Regions from separate parts of the Mus musculus genome. Here regions 2 and 3 are each linked to region 1. Evidence: chromatin loops called from intact Hi-C (ENCODE). Cell type or tissue: heart. All regions are shown on one strand. Links, peaks and the distances in the headings refer to the core of each region. The heading gives the core; the rest is flanking DNA.

Evidence for each region. A loop is a pair of places that touch in the nucleus more often than their neighbours do. Peaks named below come from ENCODE experiments on the same cell type or tissue, not always from the same donor. Only the 100,000 strongest peaks of a DNase experiment are listed, where the experiment ranks them.
Region 2: it touches region 1 in a loop (7-fold over the local background); 40 of 42 quality-filtered maps call a loop at or near these places.
Region 3: a loop joins it to region 1, with 11 times the contacts of the local background. A loop is called at or near these places in 17 of 42 quality-filtered maps.

The regions. Positions count from the first base shown.
Region 1 is chr10:41,516,434-41,522,273 of GRCm38, forward strand. It overlaps Cd164 (CD164 antigen), which reads left to right and starts at 3,067. Exons shown (of 6, transcript NM_016898.2): 1 at 3,067-3,267; 2 at 5,485-5,574. The coding sequence starts at 3,102. In heart, for the core only: a CTCF peak has its summit at 2,180; a DNase peak (open chromatin) is centred at 2,888; H3K4me3 peaks cover 3,691 bases; H3K27ac peaks cover 2,629 bases.
Region 2 is chr10:41,680,703-41,686,542 of GRCm38, forward strand. Ccdc162 (coiled-coil domain containing 162) reads right to left here. Exons shown (of 48, transcript NM_001358562.1): 5 at 2,465-2,578; 6 at 896-1,090. Among named protein-coding and RNA genes, the nearest start is that of Mir3473b, 13 kb to the left of the region's middle. In heart, for the core only: CTCF peaks have their summits at 2,289 (motif pointing left) and 4,242; a DNase peak (open chromatin) is centred at 2,279; H3K4me3 peaks cover 763 bases; H3K27ac peaks cover 525 bases; H3K27me3 peaks cover 345 bases.
Region 3 is chr10:42,291,920-42,297,759 of GRCm38, forward strand. No RefSeq gene overlaps it. Among named protein-coding and RNA genes, the nearest start is that of Foxo3, 18 kb to the left of the region's middle. In heart, for the core only: a CTCF peak has its summit at 3,312 (motif pointing left); no DNase peak of the experiment used is centred there.

The sequences.
Region 1 (5,840 bases), core at 290-5,289:
GTGATAAAGAAATTAGAAAATAGGCTTAGGAAATTAGAAAGTAATTTCTATAACATGTGTGCAGTGGTTCTTATGACCACCATTTAAAAGTATACATCCTGACACTTCCATGCCGGAAGTAGAGGCAAGAAGGTCAGCAGTTCAAGGTTAACCTTTATACACAGTAGTGTGAGACCACCCTAGACTACCTGAGACCCTGTCTCAAAATAAAATTTAAAAATCCAATAATTAAAATTAAAAATGGCATTTGCCCCCAACTATCAACTGATTACTTGGTAATGAGTGAGTGGTTTAGTAACACCATGTCCCAGATTCTTGAAGTTTTACATCATACTTTTTAAGTTAAACATGCTTGTTTTGGACTGCAAAGCAAGTGAAGACATTTCTAATGATGCCTGGCACAGCAGATACCCAATAAAAACTCGGTAATGTCTCCCCACAAAACCAGTCCAGTGACAGTGTGTCATCATTTCAAGGAACATTAACACTGTCATACTGTGTTGTGGCCAGTTTTCACTGATACCATATGTAATGGCTGGTTGTGTGTCACCTTGACACAAGCTGGAGTTATAACAGAGAAAGGAGCTTCAGTTGAAGAAATGCCTCCATGAGATCCAGCTCTAAGGCATTTTTCTCACTTAGTGATCAAGGGTGGGAGGGCCCATTGCAGGTGGTGCCATCCCTGGGCTGGTAGTCTTGGTTTCTATAAGAAAGCAAGCTGAGCAAGCCAGGGGAAGCAAGCCAGTAAGTAACATCCCTCCATGGCCTCTGCATCAGCTCCTGCTTCCTGACCTGCTTGAGTTCCAGTCCTGACTTCCTTTGGTGATGAACAGCAACATGGAAGTGTTAGCTGAATAAACCCTTTCCTCCCCAACTTGCTTCTTGGTCATGATGTTTGTGCAGGAATAGAAACCCTGACTAAGACACCACAGGAACTTTTCAATAAACCAAATTAATTAATTCAAAGGTATTTCCCTAACATTAAAACTGTTTTCTTCCTTACTTTCCCAAAATGGAACCACTACCTTTTACACAATGTAAATATTTGATATGCATAATATCTGATATGTGACCCCAAGAGGGTCTAGCACACTAGTTTTCAACTAAGGTTGTTGATTTTACCATTGGGGCACACTGAAAATGTTAGGGGGGGTGGTGTTGGCACAAGGGAAGTGTAGGGTGTTTTCTACCCTCTCCTAGATAGAGGCCAGGTTGTTATTACACAACCTATAGAGACTAGACAGGAAGAGTCAACTAGCCACAATAGCGTCAAAGTTGAGAAATAAGACAATAAATGGAATTTGGCTCCTTTAAACTGAAAATAAAGCTGATTCTACAGCAGTGAAAATGACTTTGGAACTAAATCTTGATCTAGTACTGTATATGCTATTAAAATAAACCGAGCCAGCAGTTTGTTAGTCTTGAAATTGTCCCCTTATAGAAACGAAAGGAAATCTGATGACTATAGTTGGAACACTCAAGTGACAAGCTGTTAAATCAATGGTCCCCACAGCAGAGTGTGTTCATCCTAGGGACAAATGAGATCATCGATTTGGGAGCAGGAAGAGGAGATGGAACATAACCTCTGCTTTAAAATCTCCAAACAGAAGTTCTTCTTTTAGCCTAGGTGTCATGTGAGGCGTTTGAGAGAACAGCAGCTTCTCTAAAGCTCTTATGATGACTATTTGACTGCACCTTAATGCTAAGACCATTGATTTGGTCAGTCACAACCCACTGGCTCATATTTATTTTACAGAGTACACCCACAAAGGAACCACATTAAATTCATTACTGGCAGAAATAAGGGCTTTCAATCTTTCGCTAAAGTTGTAAAAATGCTTTTAGAGTCATTTTTTAAAATGCATACTACAGCGAAACAGACACCACCGAAACATCTGATATTCTTGTTATTAGGGTCACATGCATAATTAAAATTATGACATTAAAATTGTAACATAAAATATGGCAAACGCTAAACAATCAAGACAGCATAGTGCAAAACCCAGGGACTCTTGCATGAGGGACAATCGTTCTACCAAATGAACTACATTCCTAGCTCTACCTATCATTTTCAAGTCTCATTTAAAAAAAAAAAAAAAACCAAAACCACCTACTATAAGCATGTCAAGCGTTGATTATTTTGTGAGACCCGGCATCAGATGGCGCTCACGACTAAAGAGAGCCAGAGTCCGCCAACAGGCACTGAAAATGCCTGTTCTGCCACTATGCTATCCTAGTGTCAGGGTCAGGTCACTTTCCCCAAGTCTCATACTTCGTCGCTCGTGATGTGGGGATAGGAAGAGGCACGAAGGCTTTTCATCCCTAGCCGTCTTCCTCTCTGACCACAGTGATTGGGGCTGGGACAGATCGATCCCTACTGCGGATCTCTGAGTGACTCGGAAGAAGCAGGTGAGGCAAGGGCACCGGTGGCGGTTACGACAAGGAAGCGTCCGGGACAGATCACTTTCGGTCCCACCCACAGCTACGGGCACTGAACCAGTGGCCCGGCAAACTCTTGGATCCCGTGGTTCCGTCATTACTGAGTCCCCGAACTCTCAAAAACAAAAATTCACACTTAAAAATAAATCAAGCTTCACGGAAGAAAAGGCGGCTCCTACAGAGCCCTAGGCGAGCGCGGTCAGCAGAACTCAAGCTCAGCGGTCTCAGAGCCTCCGGGCTTCTTACCCGCAGCGCGCTACCGAGGGGTCACGTGACACCTCGCGGCCCGCCTCCCAGGCGGCGCAGGTGGACGCCCCTCGCTACGTCACGTGGGCAGTTCCATCCTTGCCAGGGCGGGGGGAGATCATCCGTGGTGCAGATGTGAGGAAAGCTCCATTGTGCCGCGCGTGATCCTCCCAGGACAAGAAGGACGGCTTGCGACGCACGGACTGCTGCCCTAGAGGTCTCCGCGGCCGCTTCTCTCCCTCCGGCCGGCTTCCTAGTGGTCTCGCCCGTTCCGCCCCGCCCCGCCGGGCTGCTCACGTGACCGGCGCGCGCTCCCGCGGGGCGGGCTTCTCGGGGGGCGGCGCCGCAGGGACGCAGTGCTAGACGGAGCCTGCTTTGCCGCAGCTTTTCTCCCGGACGCCTGGGCTGAAGACACAATGTCGGGCTCCTCCCGCCGACTGCTCTGGGCCGCCACCTGCCTCGCCGTGCTCTGCGTCTCGGCCGCGCAGCCCAACATCACCACCCTGGCTCCCAACGTGACCGAGGTGCCGACCACGACCACCAAAGTGGTCCCGACGACGCAAATGCCCACCGTGCTACCAGGTGGGCGCCCGCCGCACGCGCCGAGCCGGTGGGGACTCGCGCAACATGGCCGCCCGGCCGGAGGACGGCGGCCCGACGGGGTGGGGGGCGAAGGCGACAGGCGAGCTAGGCCGCGAGCGTTGCCCTCAGAGGCGCCATCCCCCCAAGCGCCTGGTAACTCCGCGCCGCAGCTCGGGACGGCGACGTGGCTTGCTTCCGCGGTGGCAGTTAGGAGTAATTGGACGAGGCGACGCGCCCCGCGGTCGGCGGGGTGCGCAAACTTTGGGCTCGTGGGACAGACTCTTGTCCTCCCCTCGAAACTTCTCCGGAAGTTTCTAATGAAGGAGTTCGGGATAGGTGGGGGACATTTAGAGATGAGTTGGGTGTCCCTTTGCCCCCTCCCACCAGCGAGCCTCCTGTAACTTCACGTTGACTTAGCTGAGCGGTGTTGGCTGTATCTGAGATTTGAGTGGTAAGGGAAGAACGAGGCTTGTGGCGGATGATGAGAAGTGAAACCTAGGGACATATAAAGAGCAAGATGTGATCTCCCGGGGGCCTGTGTTTTAAGGCTGTGGAGTTAGGTTGAAATTCAGTCTGTCCGTTTTTCTGAAATCCGATCAAGGAACACGCCTTTTGTTCAACTCTAGGGTTCGTTAAGGCTTGTACAAATTGGCATAGGCCGTGACGACGCAAATGAGACAGAAGGTAAATTTGAAGTAATGAGGTGAAAACACGACGTGCTTTAAGTTGGTTATTGCTCTTAATCTAGTAACTGCGCTTCTCAACCTAAAGATTGACTTGTCCTAGTGCCTTCTCTAGGGTTTTGGTTTTTTTTTTTTTTTTTTTTTTTTAATATGAATAAAACTAAGTAGTTCCCGATTTTTTGTTAGAAGGATGCTAGGGTAACAGATATTTTTAAATGAACAAAGTAAATTACAGAACAGTTCTGGGAATCTCTATCACGGTTAAAGTGATAAAGTAAAATATTGTTTGACTCCTACCTACTTGACAATTTCCTCCCAGACTTGTAATGTGTGGGTTCTTCATATTGTTTTAAGAGAAGCCTGGAAATACAAGTTAATTGCCTTGTATAATTGAAATGCCCACAGAGGAGATAACTTGTGTTTTCTGGCAATTACGGGGTTAGCTGCAGCATTCCGAAGGCTGCATCCATTATCAGGCTACACTGTTGTGAACAGCGTGTCTTAAGAACGAGTACTTTATGAATGGTTCTTCGTGTCCTGTTTGCAGTAAATACGTGTTGAGATCCAGGGCTTCAGCAAAGGAGAATGGTGCAGGCGACTAGTTTCTAGAAAAGAAAGGAACTTAGCTCCATTCTGGCCTGCTAAATTCTAATTTCTGGATTGTTTGGTTTAGTGTTCCCGAAGCCCCAACCATACAGTTGTTTTGTTGCCACTTTGTAACTAATTGTGTTGCTTGTTTTGAATCCTAATGTAAATATGATAGGCAGATGGTCTTAGCAGGCCCCTGTGAAAGGGCTGTTCCACTCACCCACACCCCCAGAGGGGTCAGGACCCACAGGTTTGGATTGCTGTCGGGCACATATATGACAGTGGCCCCTTTAGGAGCATTTCCAGGTTGTAGAGAAGACTGTGGAAGTCAAATCACCGATGAAGACAAAATCTATTGAGATTGGCTTGTTTCTGTTCGAGTTGAATTTTTTCAAGCTTACGCGCTTTATTAAAACTTGTTTCTCTGGTGTTTGGAGGCAGTGGCTTCTCTGTGTTGATGTTCTAGTGTTTACTGTTTTATCTTGAGAGTCCATGAATGTATCTTCAGTCTTGTGAAGGATTGGCTGACAGTCACTTCCTAGTACTGTATACTCCCACCAGCTGTGGAACCCACTCTGTCTGGAACTCAGAGATCTTCTGCTTCTCCCTCTGAAGTGCTGGGATTACACTACCCCAGGCTTAAATAATTGTTTAATATTCGTGTGTATGTACATGTATGTGAACACACTTCCTGCCCCAGCATGCAAATGGAGGTCAGAAGACAACATTGGTTCTCTCCTTCCACCTTGTGCGTCTGGGGGATTGAACTCAGGTCGTCAATATTAATTTCCTGAACCATGCTTGAAATGTCTTATACCAGTTTATTAAGTTTGACTATTTTGAAGAATTATTAATTTTTAAAACTATATCTAACGCTTACTGTTGAAAATAGATGTAGAGCAAACTAATGAAATGTCAATTCATTGATTTCATAATTTCCCCTCAGAAACCTGTGCGAGCTTCAACAGCTGTGTTTCCTGTGTTAATGCCACCTTTACTAATAATATTACCTGCTTTTGGTTACATTGCCAAGAAGGTAAGAAACTTTGTGGTCACAAGCTCTATATTCTTGAATATTCTGTAGAATATTTAAGGTAGTGTGAAGTATTTATTTTCTAAATTCAGGACTTCCATAGTTTCTTAACATTTTCCTTGGAAATCTCTCCCCTCCCCCTTTTGATTTCATAAACTCGACTGCTGAGATTTAGTAGCTTTTAAAGGAAGAGAGATTTCAGAGCCTCAGAAGGATTACAGTTCCTTTGGAAATGGAGTCATTTGTTTTGGGAGATAAATTGTAGACCT
Region 2 (5,840 bases), core at 285-5,284, 160 kb after region 1:
GGATTTGAACTCGGGACCTTCAGAACAGTCAGCGCTCTTAACAGCTGAGCCATCTCTCCAGCCCCAAGACCCAGGTTTAGGAGTGCATGGTTGTACGATCATGTGACAGAGGAGAGAAAGAAGTACAGACCACAGCGCTCGCTGGCTCTGCAGAGGGAATGGATCCGGGTGACCACCGGGTTTCTTTGGGGATCCTCTAACCTGACTTAGGGCATCACCCTCATAATTCTCACTCCATACTGTCCCCTGACCCCCTGGCTGCTTTGGCAATGCTGGGGACAGAACTCCTTCCTGGCCCTGCTCAAGCTATGGTGCATATTCTACACCTGCGCTACTAAAGCCACCTTAACTATTTACTTTATTACTCGTCATTATGTTCTGAGACAGGTTATCACTGTGTATAAAGCTAATCTTTAACTCACCACAGAGACCAGCTTGGCCTCAGAATCAAGACCCTCCAGACTTAGCCACTGGGATTAGATAACACCACCATGTCCAGCCCAGCTCCGCTTTCTAACCCCATCACATTGTAATAGAAATTTACTCACGCCCCCCCCCCCCCCCGTGCGCCTCCACCCCTTCCAACCAGCAGGGGACCCTGTTACTTTTTAGCAAAGGCCAAGGCTTTGCTGCATGGCCCAGGACAAGCATCCTGACATGATTTCCTCATTACATTCTGCCAAGGAAAAGCCGTGTGCCGGAATGGAAGTCCCTGAATCCTAAGACACCAAAGGGAGCAAGAACTGAATGAATACCAAGCAGAACGGGAGAGGTTTTCCTGAGAGAGCCAAATGGACAGAGTGCTGGCTGGGGAATGTTTCCTCATGTCAGGGCACCGTGCTTCCCCTTCCCCTTCCCCAGGGCATGTGTACCGGCACACTAAGGGTCCTACTACCTGCAGGAAGTGATGGATGGTCCTGAGAGCATGCAGGTGACACACTAACCACCTGGTATAAATCGCCAGGTCCTCCTGAGTCACCAGGTCGGGACGGTTGTTTTTTCCCATAAGTAAGTTTTCTCTAGCAACCGACAGCCTTTCTGCTCTCTGAACTGAGTCGTTGAACTCCTGCATGATGTAGTCAACTTGTTTCTGTTTAAGAGAGATACAGACACACCGTGGGCTGTTGGCAAGCATTGTTCTCTGCAATGCTGTCTGGGCGGCAAATAAGGGACTTTTTGAGTCCCACCCCCCCAAGTTCTTCTACAGTTTGGATTCAGTTGAGAGAGGCAGTGTCTTACTCTCCCAACTCTGAGGGACAGCAATTTAACAGTGCAGGAGGGTGTTTGGTATCAGGAGTCTACCTCCGACCTTCCTATTTTGGCCAAGTCTACAAGAAAAAAAAATGCACATGTCCTAGGTCCTAGGTAAAAATTATGTCAGGGCTCATTTTCAAAGTAGGAATCTTTTTTTTTTTTTTTTTTTTTTTTTTTTTTTTTTTTTTTGGCACTGTGACACACACCTTAATCCAAGCACTTAAGAATCAAAGGCAAGCCAGGTGTGGTGGCACACGCCTTTAATCCCAGCACTCGGGAGGCAGAGGCAGGAGAATTTCTGAATTCGAGGTCAGCCTGGTCTACAGAGTGAGTTCCAGGACAGCCAGGGCTATACAGAGAAACCCTGTCTCGAAAAACCAAAAAAAACCAAAAAACCAAAAAAACAAAAAGAGAGTCAAAGGCAAATGGATCTATGTGAGTTTGGGCCAGCCTGGGCTACACAGTGAGTTCCTGGACAGCCTGGGTTATATACTGAGCCCCTGTCTCAACAACAACAATAACAAAAGTAGCAATCTTTGTCTTCTGCTACTTTATGGCAGAGCACAGGAGAAGGCATGTCCATCGGTTCCTTTCCTATCTTTAGTTGTCAGTTTCTTTTAAAAAGAAAGGCAGCCTGCCATGTGTGGGGCCTCGCTCGGGCTTGACTACCACGTTCTCCTACAAATGGGCCTTGCAAGCATGTTTGGAGTTAAGTGTACGTCCTTAACCAAACACTGCTTGTCCTCTAAAGAGGCCTTCAACCCAGCAAGTAGCTTCAGGGTACGCACAGAGAGCTGTAAGGAGGACATCAGGGCCACCCTGAGCAACCAATGGGATGACCGACATCACGGCCACATTGTCCTTTACAACAACGACAAGCTTACTGGCCGTGTTGCTTTATTTAGAAAATACATATATAAAGCAACTAGAGATGGTTCCGTGGTTAAACATGCCAGCTGCACTCACACAGGCAGCTCCTAGCAACCTGGCTGTAACTCCAGTTTTAAAGGGGATCTGCTGCCCTCTTCTGGCATCCATGAGCATTGCATCCATGTGGACTAATGTGTGCACACACATAAACACATTAATTTAAAATGAAAATAAAAGTCTTTTTAAAATTACATCCATATATCATATATACATATACATCATTACATATGCGATGCACAGATACATGCTCTCCCACCGGGTCTGCTCCCTGGCCCCTTACCTTATAAAGAGGGTAGAGTTCTTCCATGGCCATACTGGTCTGGCAGAGCCTCTTCCACCTCAGCACGTGCAAATATTTACTCTGGCCCAGCTGCGTAATTCTCTCTGTGTAATACTTTACCAACAACAAAAATAAGCACTTACCAGAATATAATTATAGAAAGGGGGCTGATCGAGCCTTACGAACACTAACAATATAGGTGATGGTTGCTTTGAAAATACTTTTTTTTTTCTTACAGGAACACCATCAAATGAAGTCTGGTTCAAGATCCTTCCGATGTAAAGCAACAAGAGCAAGCAGATGTGTCTAAATCTCTGTGATCTGCTACTGAATTAACTGGTCACAAGCTCCTTCGTCAGCTACTGGACTGTTGGCAGTGACTTAGGATACTATAGGCTTAAAGTCGAGCTGAAGTTCTGGGTGGAGAAACTGAAATTATGGCTGGGAGAAATGCTGGATCAGTAAAATGCTTTTCAGAAAAACACAGAAACCAGAGTTCCATCTCCAGAACATATGTTGAGAAGAAAAGAGAAGAGAAGGAAAGGAAAAGAAAGGAAAGGGGAGGAAAGGGGAGGGGAGGGGAGGGGAGGGGAGGGGAGGGAAGGGAAGGGAAGGGAAGGAAAGGGAAAAAAGACAAGAAAAAGCAAAAGCAAAGCCATTTCTGGCGGCACTCAGAACGCAGGGGAGGCAGAAACAGACAGGTAGGTCCCTAGGGCTCGTGACCACTCGACCTTCCCTGCTTGGCAAACTCCAAGAGAGAACTCCTGTCTCCAAAGAATAAGATCACAGCACCCAAGGTGTGACACCTGAGGTTTTCCTCTAGGAAACATACAAGCACACACATGTACCCATGCATCCATGCACACACACACACACACACCTAAACCTGTGAGTCAAAAAGTCCATTACAAGTAAGATTAGTGGCTCAGAGAGGTGGCCCTCTGGGTAAGGGAACTCCTTATGCAATCGTGATGACCCGGGTTTGATTCCTGGGACCCTTGTGGAGATGGAAGGCAGGAAGTAACTCCATCAATGTTGTCCACCGTCCCCCACGTGTGCACCACGGTGCGTTCCAAAACACATACACAGAGTAATAACAAAAAAGAAAAAAATTAAGACTATAGTTTATAAAAATCAGACTGAAAATTTTCGCTTACAATTAAAATAAAAGCAGTGGCACATTCCTATAACCCTCGTGCCTCGTGCTCAAGAGGCCAAGGCAGGAGATTTATGAGTTTGAGGGCAGTCATGCAGATGGCTTTTCTATCCAGGGATAAAAATGACGCTGCGAAGAAATGAGTCCTGTTGCATTCTTTCATCACGAGTAGAGAATCTGACAGAATACTTGAGGCAACTGTTTTTCTGTCCCAACATAGTGCCAGGGTTCCTGGGGAAAGAGAACCACTTGTCATGGTTCCCGCGAGCCGAGACGCTCACTCACGCTGCTGAGACCCAGCAAGGAGAGGAAACGGTAAGGGAGCGGAGGGACCTCTGAGTTAAGGAGAGAAGACTTGAAACGTGAGGCGAGGCGAGGCGCGGAACAGGAACCCAGGAACCGGGGAGTTTGTAGGCTGCGGCACTGGAGAGGAGGAAGCCAGTCAGAGAAAGGCAGGCTCGGAAAGGACCCCACGGGTCTGTTTGTTGAGTACCTAGCCAGGCACGCAGCAGGAGACGCTCCAGGAGGCTGTGTAAAGAATAGCTGACCCTGACCGACCGAAGGCCAACAGCTCTTAATAGGTTCTTACTGGACTGGCTGCAGGCTGTTCAAGTTCCAGCCACCAGGTGAAAGTGTCCCTGGATACCCGAGACATCCAACACCAGGGCTCTGGTAATGAGGACAAACTGAGCCTAGAGTGAAGATTATCCTAAAGCCACACAAGGCAGCCCTGAAGGGAGTAAGTGGGTCTGTGACTTAAAAGCTTCCCAGAACAAAGTCCAACACTTGACGGGAAACACAAAATCCACGGCATCCGATAGTGAAAATTTGATTATTTTTAGCATTCATTTATAAGTGATTTTATAAACTATAGTCATTCAAAGCAACAAGGAAAAGATCTGTGGGCAGAAGAGCAGTTAGTGAGAAGACGACAAGAACCAACCTAGTTAACAAGGTCAGCAAGCCAAGTGTTTAAAGGTCCGAAGACTGAAAGCGAATGTGAATGCAGCTTGAAGAGTCTAGGAGTCTAAAAGTAAATACACGTTTGAAGCAAACACTGAACCGACAAGATTAGAGGTACATTAGACTTTGCATGGAAAATGTTAGAAAACTTCAACTGGGACTGGTGGAGGTGGCGCACGCCTTTAATCCCAGCACTTGGGAGGCAGAGGCAGGGGATCTCTGAGTTCGAGGCCAGCCTGGTCTACAAAGTGAGTTCCAGGACAGCCAGGGCTACACAGAGAAACCCTGTCTCGAAGAACAAAAACAACAAGAACAAAAGCTAGTAACCTTGAAGAGCAATAGGAACTTCACAAAATGAAGTAGGTACCAACTGCAAACAAGGATACAGCCAAAGGGAACAGGATCTTGGTCTTTCCGAGGTGATAGGAAACACTGTAATGGATGTGCAATTTAAGCAACGGGTCTCGGAGCTGGGCTTAAACTCAGGAATGAGCTTGACAATTAAGATACTGTTAACTAAGAATGATATAACGTATAATTTAGTCAAGCCTTTTTGGTTAGTTGTAAGAGTGGTTGTGCTTGTGTGGAGGGTTGAGGTTGATTTTGGAATAGTTTTTTCTAGTCAAATTAAGTCTAGGAGAGTTAAGGATGTTTTTAGGCTTAGGTTAAGAGATTTTATGGGTGTAATGCAGTGAATAATGGATGGGAAAAAGCCTAGTAAGGTTGAGAAAGATGAATATGAGTTTGCTTTGTTTATTGAGAATTTTATAGTCACTCCCAGAACCCAGAAAACTCTGTTTAAAGAAACCGTGCTTAAAAGTTTTCAAAAATTAAGAAATGCTCTCGCCAGGCGTGGTGGCACACACCTTTAATCCCAGCACACGGGAGGCAGTCTCATGCTAGCTGTCCAGGGTCAAGAAACACAGACACAAGTCCATGATGAGGAACACTGGTGGCCATGTTTGAAGGCCGCCTAATCCAGCATCTATATTTTTCAGCATCATGACTGCTATGATTTGGACCTTAAGGGTCTCCCACCAATACTGTCTTTTGAAAGCTCAGTCCCCAGAACAGCAATGTTCAGAGGTGGACCTTTGGCAAATGAATGGATCAATGGGGCCCGGACCTTATCAATGGATTAATCCATTTATGGATTCAAAAATTAGCGGCTTGACAGGGCGGACCTTTGTTCTAAAAAGTGAGCTCTCTGCTTTGTGGCAACCCAGAGGTGAACAGCTTCCTTCTGCCCCATCTTCC
Region 3 (5,840 bases), core at 285-5,284, 780 kb after region 1:
ACATCACTACCTTACTATAAGGATAACAGTTGCCTCCTGTGGTGCTATTGCCAAGCAGCAGTGGGAGGTTGTGAGAGGGTGGGGGATGAAAAGGAGGAGATCCGAGAGGGTGGGAACCAGGAGGAGACCTGTTGTGATGGTAGACTTCATTTTTTTTTAAAGAATTATTTACTTATTTTATGTATACGAATACACTGTAGCTATCTTCAGACACACCAGAAGAGGGCATTAGGATCCCATTACAGATGGTTGTGAGCCACCATGTGTGGTTGCTGGGAATTGAACTCAGGGCCTCTGGAAGAGCAGCCAGTGCTCTTAACCGCTGAGCCATCTCTTCAGCCTGCTTAAGGATAGACTTCTTAAGGATTCGGTTAAGTCCGCTCTCTCCGTCTGGGTTTAGGGCAGCCATCACAAAAGGTCTGCCGCTGTCCTCCAACATCAGCTGAGACGAAAAACATCTCGTTCACCCATGAAGGCATTTAAGATGCCATTGGTTCCGTTTATAGCTATGATTATGGGTTGTTTCCTTCTCTCAGTGGATACAAAGTAAAATGGCAATGTTGTTGGCGTACTGGGCACCCTTTAACACCAAAACGGACCCTCATATGTAAAAGACTTGGAAATTTTTCCCAAAGGACAGTTTCTCTATCTGACTGTCAAGTCTCTCGTGTTTTTTTGTTTTTGTTTTTCAAGGCAGGGTTTCTCTGTGTAGCCCTGGCTGTCCTGGAACTCACTCTGTAGACCAGGCTGGCCTTGAACTCAGAAATCCGCCTGCCTCTGCCTCCTGAGTGCTGGGATTAAAGGCATGCGCCACCACAGCCCCACAAGTCTCTCGGTTCTTACATCCCCTGTTCCCTTTTCATTAGAAACAAAGCTAAGGAAAAACTGCCAACACCTCCTGCTGGCAAGAAATCGCACCTTAGAGGTACAGGTACCAGCCTCCTCTGTCCCCCTTGACTGAAGCATGCCCACTCTCACCAAAAAGAATGAGCCAGATAGGAAAAGAACCTTCTTAGTCTCTATTTAGGTATTTTGATGTTTGGAGACAGGGTCTCACTATATAGGCCAGGCTGGCTTTAACTTGACATCTCCTGCTTCCACTCGCCACGTTCTAAGACTAGAGGCATGTACCAGCACACCTGGCAGAATCCCCCCTTGGAAGCAGATGTGCTTTTATGAAGACCCCAACATGTCTTCTGGGTTTTATAACCAGTTCCACTTCTCCATACTAATCTAGCATAACTCTTAAAAGATTGAATAGTGACTCACCCCAGGGATGAATTGAGTCTCACGGTCGGGGTCTTGTTTTCCTGAGAGCCTCAACCTTCAGAACCACCTTGGGAGGTGAAGTGGGGTCGGCCAGTGGAGCTCTCAGCAAGCACTTGACCAGCTGTTTTGCCTGTGTGAGCCCTGCAATTACCTAGGGTGGGTTGGTCTGCTTTGCAACTACATCTATTAGCCTCAATCTTCAGTGCCGCTGGCCGCTGTGATCATGGTTGGAAGCATCCAGAGATGCTGTCTGACATCCGTCTCTCTCTGGGTATCATCAGTAACCCCTTAGCTGTGTGCTCCCTACCCTTGCTGCTGCCAAGTGCCACTGCCCCCACCTCTCCCCTGGATCTTTGCAAAATGGCCAACATAGGGGTTATGTCTGTGTGCATTCAGCCACACAGCAGGGCCACCAGTCTGTGCTGCCAAGCAGCGGCGGGTGCCTGCATGTGATTGCAGCTTTCAGAACATGCCTTGCGCACTCCAAAGCATTATACCAGAGGCAAGTCTCCACTTTCGCTCTTAAGTCCCTTTCTTGTAAACCACCAGGCTTGCTCAAGATGACCATTCCAGAAGCCTCTCTCACAGACACAGCTCAGACTGCTATCCAGGCTTTTCTGCTCCACCGGAGAGAGCACCACAGTTGCCCCTGGAGCACTGTGACCCCCAGAACAACTGAGCACTTGACCTCCTTATCTCTAGTGTCCGTCCTGGTAAGCCTTACTCCTTTGGTTTTCTACCTCTTGGCCACTACCCAGGAAGCTCTGGGAGGGGCAGAAGGGAACAGAAAGACCTCTGAGGAAGGCTCAAACATACAGTTCCATTACATTGCTCAAGACACCAAGAAACCACAGTACAAGTGCGTTGGGGAGGGTGACCTTACCCGAGCCCACACACCCACCCACACACAGCTGGTTGGCTGACTGGCCAGAGGCAGCTGCTTCTCAGCAACTTCTAGTACAATGAGTCACCTCTAAAACAGGACCCTTAACCTGCCCTGATGGGGACACTCAGACGTACTCAGGAGGGGTAAATTCTTTCCAATGGACCAGGATGAAGGAGCCATCATTTTCACACAATGCCATGAAGGTTCCCTCAGATGAACGAGTGCTTCTTCTATTTACCCACAACTCGAGGCCCTCTAGGTCAATCCTGCCTTGTTTCCAGCTAACAGGGAGAGGCCAAGAGGGCCTGGCTCAGTGGAAACCACTCAGATCTCAACCACACTTCCTGGGTTCCAGTGTTTCTCATGGGGAAATGAGTATTTTAATTGACTGGCACCTGCCAAGGGTTGGCTTTGTCTGAATGTTTGTAACCCAGCTGGGGACACTAGCTTACCATACTAGGAATGACATTGGGATTCCAAACATGTTTGGCACACATCCCAAGGTCTATTGCTAGTAAGAATCCAAGACACCTGCATGTGTGGCAGATGATGGGTACAGGCAGCATGGCACATGACATCCCTTTTCTAGAAACACTTATATCTGCTGGGCTCAGTCTCACTGGTTTTATCACGGTGTGGCTGACCACAACAGGGCCCCAACTTTGTAGGCAGAGAGGGAGAAGAGCACAGAATCGCAGTGCCCATTTCTTGTTGGCAGCTTTCAAGATCACACTGGGAAGTGTGATTGCATTAGCCTGCACCTTGTTACCAAGAAAACTAGAGAAGAAAGGAAGGAAGGAAGGAAGGAAGGAAGGAAGGAAGGAAGGAAGGAAGGAAGGAAGAGAGGGAGGGAGGGAGGAAGGAAGGAAGGAAGGAAGGAAGGAAGAGAGGGAGGGAGGAAGGAAGGAAGGAAGGAAGGAAGAAAGAAAGAAAGAAAGAAAGAAAGGAAGAGGAAGGGAAGGGAAAGGAAAGGAAAGGAAAGGAAAGGAAAAGAGAGAAAAAGGAAAGGAGAGAAAAGGAAAAGAGAGAAAAGGAAAGGAGAGAAAAGGAAAGAAAAGAAAAGTATTTTCTAACTAGGTGCCAGGGCACTGTGATAGGTTTCATCAGAGGCAGAGACTATGCTTGAATTTCTGATCTTCTCCTGCCATCTTGTGGCTGGGAGGACGAGCTTGCTCTAAAGACAAGGAGATGAAGGCAGGGAAGAGAAAAACAGTGCTGTGGCAGCCCAGTGACTTGCTGGGGTTCACTGCCCACCACTCTACATATCAATACTCATGTAGGAGTGTGTATTATGTGTATGTATTATGTATTATGCATGTATATATATATATATATGTGTGTGTGTGTGTGTGTGTGTGTGTGTATATTATGTCTGTATGTGTATGCGTAATATATGTATGTGTGTATATGTCTGCCTGTATGTATATATTATGTATGTGTGTATGCATGTATGTATGTATATGTATGTTTGTATATGTGTGTATGTATGTGTGTATATATGTATATATTTGTATGTGTTTATGCATAATGTATATGTATGTGTGTATATATGTATGTATATGTGTATTGACAGGGTTTTATCATGTAGCCTAAGCTGGCCTTGAACTCTCAGTAATCCTCTGGATTCACTCCCCTGAGTGTTGAGGTTACAGGTACAAGCTAACACACTCAGAAATATCCACTTTGGAATTCACACTGATTGTAGTAGCAGTAGTAGTAGTAGTAGCAGCAGCAGCAGTAGTAGTAGCAGTACTGAACTAGCTATGCAGTGAAGGATGACCTTGAACTTGATCCTTCTGCCTCCACCTCCCGAATGCTCAGTTCTATGATGCTGGGGCTTAAACCCAGGGCTTCGATAATTTCCCAGCGCTGTGCCTATTATCCCAAGCCTGAGGTCGGCATGGTACTGCACACCTGTAGTCCTAACAGCACTGGAGAGGCAGAGACAAGAGAAAGAAGCGCTCCCGGCTAGCTTGCCTAACAGGAGATTTTGTTCAAAACAAACTAGCATTTCTACACTCAGTCTCTCCTTATCTGTCTGTGGTGCAACCAAAAATTCCTTCACATGAACTGATGTCCACACCTACAAAACTGTCTTCCTTCCCTGATCACCCGACCCAACAGTTTGAGACAGGATGGCACTATGTAGCCCTGGCTGGAGTGGAAATCACTACATAGACCAGGCTGGCCTTGGCCTCACAGAGACCCTTCCTGCCTCTGCCTCTGGGGTGATGGGATTAAAGGCAAGTGCCACTATGCCAGGCTTAAAACTTTCTTAAACCATTTTTGTTTCAAATATAACTTTTAGAAAGCATTTGTTTTAGATTTACTTTTTTAAATTAAACTTTTGTTTGGTTTTTTGAGACAGGGTTTCTCTGTGTAGCCCTGACTATCCTAGAACTGACTCTATAGACCAGGCTGGCCTCGTACTCAGATCCACCTGCCTTTGTCTACAGACTTCTGGGATTAAAGACATGTGCTACTACCACCAGCTATAATTAAACTTCTGAGACGTGTTCATTAGCATGCAATGGTAAGACGACCTTCGGAGAGAGGTTGTCTGTGCACTTTCCCAGTTTCCCCCCTAGGGGCACTGAAAGGTAGCATTTTACACTGGGATGCTGACACTGGCTAGGCCCCCATACTGAACAGTGCCATCTGAGTTACTTATCTGCTGCTCCGCTGAAACACTGTTACCATGGCACCTTAAAGAAAGACAGATCATTTGGGTTTGCTGTTCCTAATAGATAAAAGTCCATTGGGGGTGGGGGAGCTGGAGAGATGGCTCAGTGGTTAAGAGCACTGACTGCTCTTCTGAAGGTCTTGAGTCAAATCCCAGCAACCACATGGTGGCTCACAACCATCTTTAATAAGATCTGATGCCTCTTCTGGTGTGTCTAAAGACAGCTAAAGTGCACCTATTTATAATAATAAATAAATCTTTGGACCTGAGCGAACAGGGCCAGAGCTAGTGGGATTGACTCCAGCGAGCAGATGTCCTAAATTTAATTCCCAATAACCACATGAAGGCCCACAACCATCTGTATGTCTACAGTGTACTCATACATAAAAAATAAATAAATAAAAACTTTTTTAAAGAGTCCATTACTGGGCTGGAGAGATGGTTCAGAGGTTAAGAGCACTCTCTGCTCTTCCAGAGGTCCTGGGGTTCAACTCCTAGAACCACATGGTGGCTCACAGCCATCTGTAATGAGATCTGGTGCCCTCTTCTGGTATGCAGGTGTACATGCAGATACAGGACTCATACGTTAAATAAATTAATAAATATCTGTGGTGTCAACAGAGCAAAATGTTTTTGTTTTTGTTTTTGTTTTTAAAACAAGAATCCCGCATCATCATGGCAGGGAAGCATGCTAGGAGCTAGTACAATGACTGCAGTGGCAAACTGAGATCTCACCTCTTAAGCTGCAAGTGGGAAGCTGGGAGTAACAACTGAGAATGGCAGAAATCTCTTAAGCTCTCAAAGCCCACCCCCAGTGATGTACCTCCTCTAGCAAAGCCACACCCCTGAATCCTCAACAGTGCCATCAACTGGGGACCACATATTCAAACACGTGAGCCCATGGGCAGGTATGTGGAAGGGGCATCTTATTCAAATCACTACAAATTCTATATAGATTCCAGTATAGATGGTTGTGAGCCACCATGTGGTTGCTGGGAATTG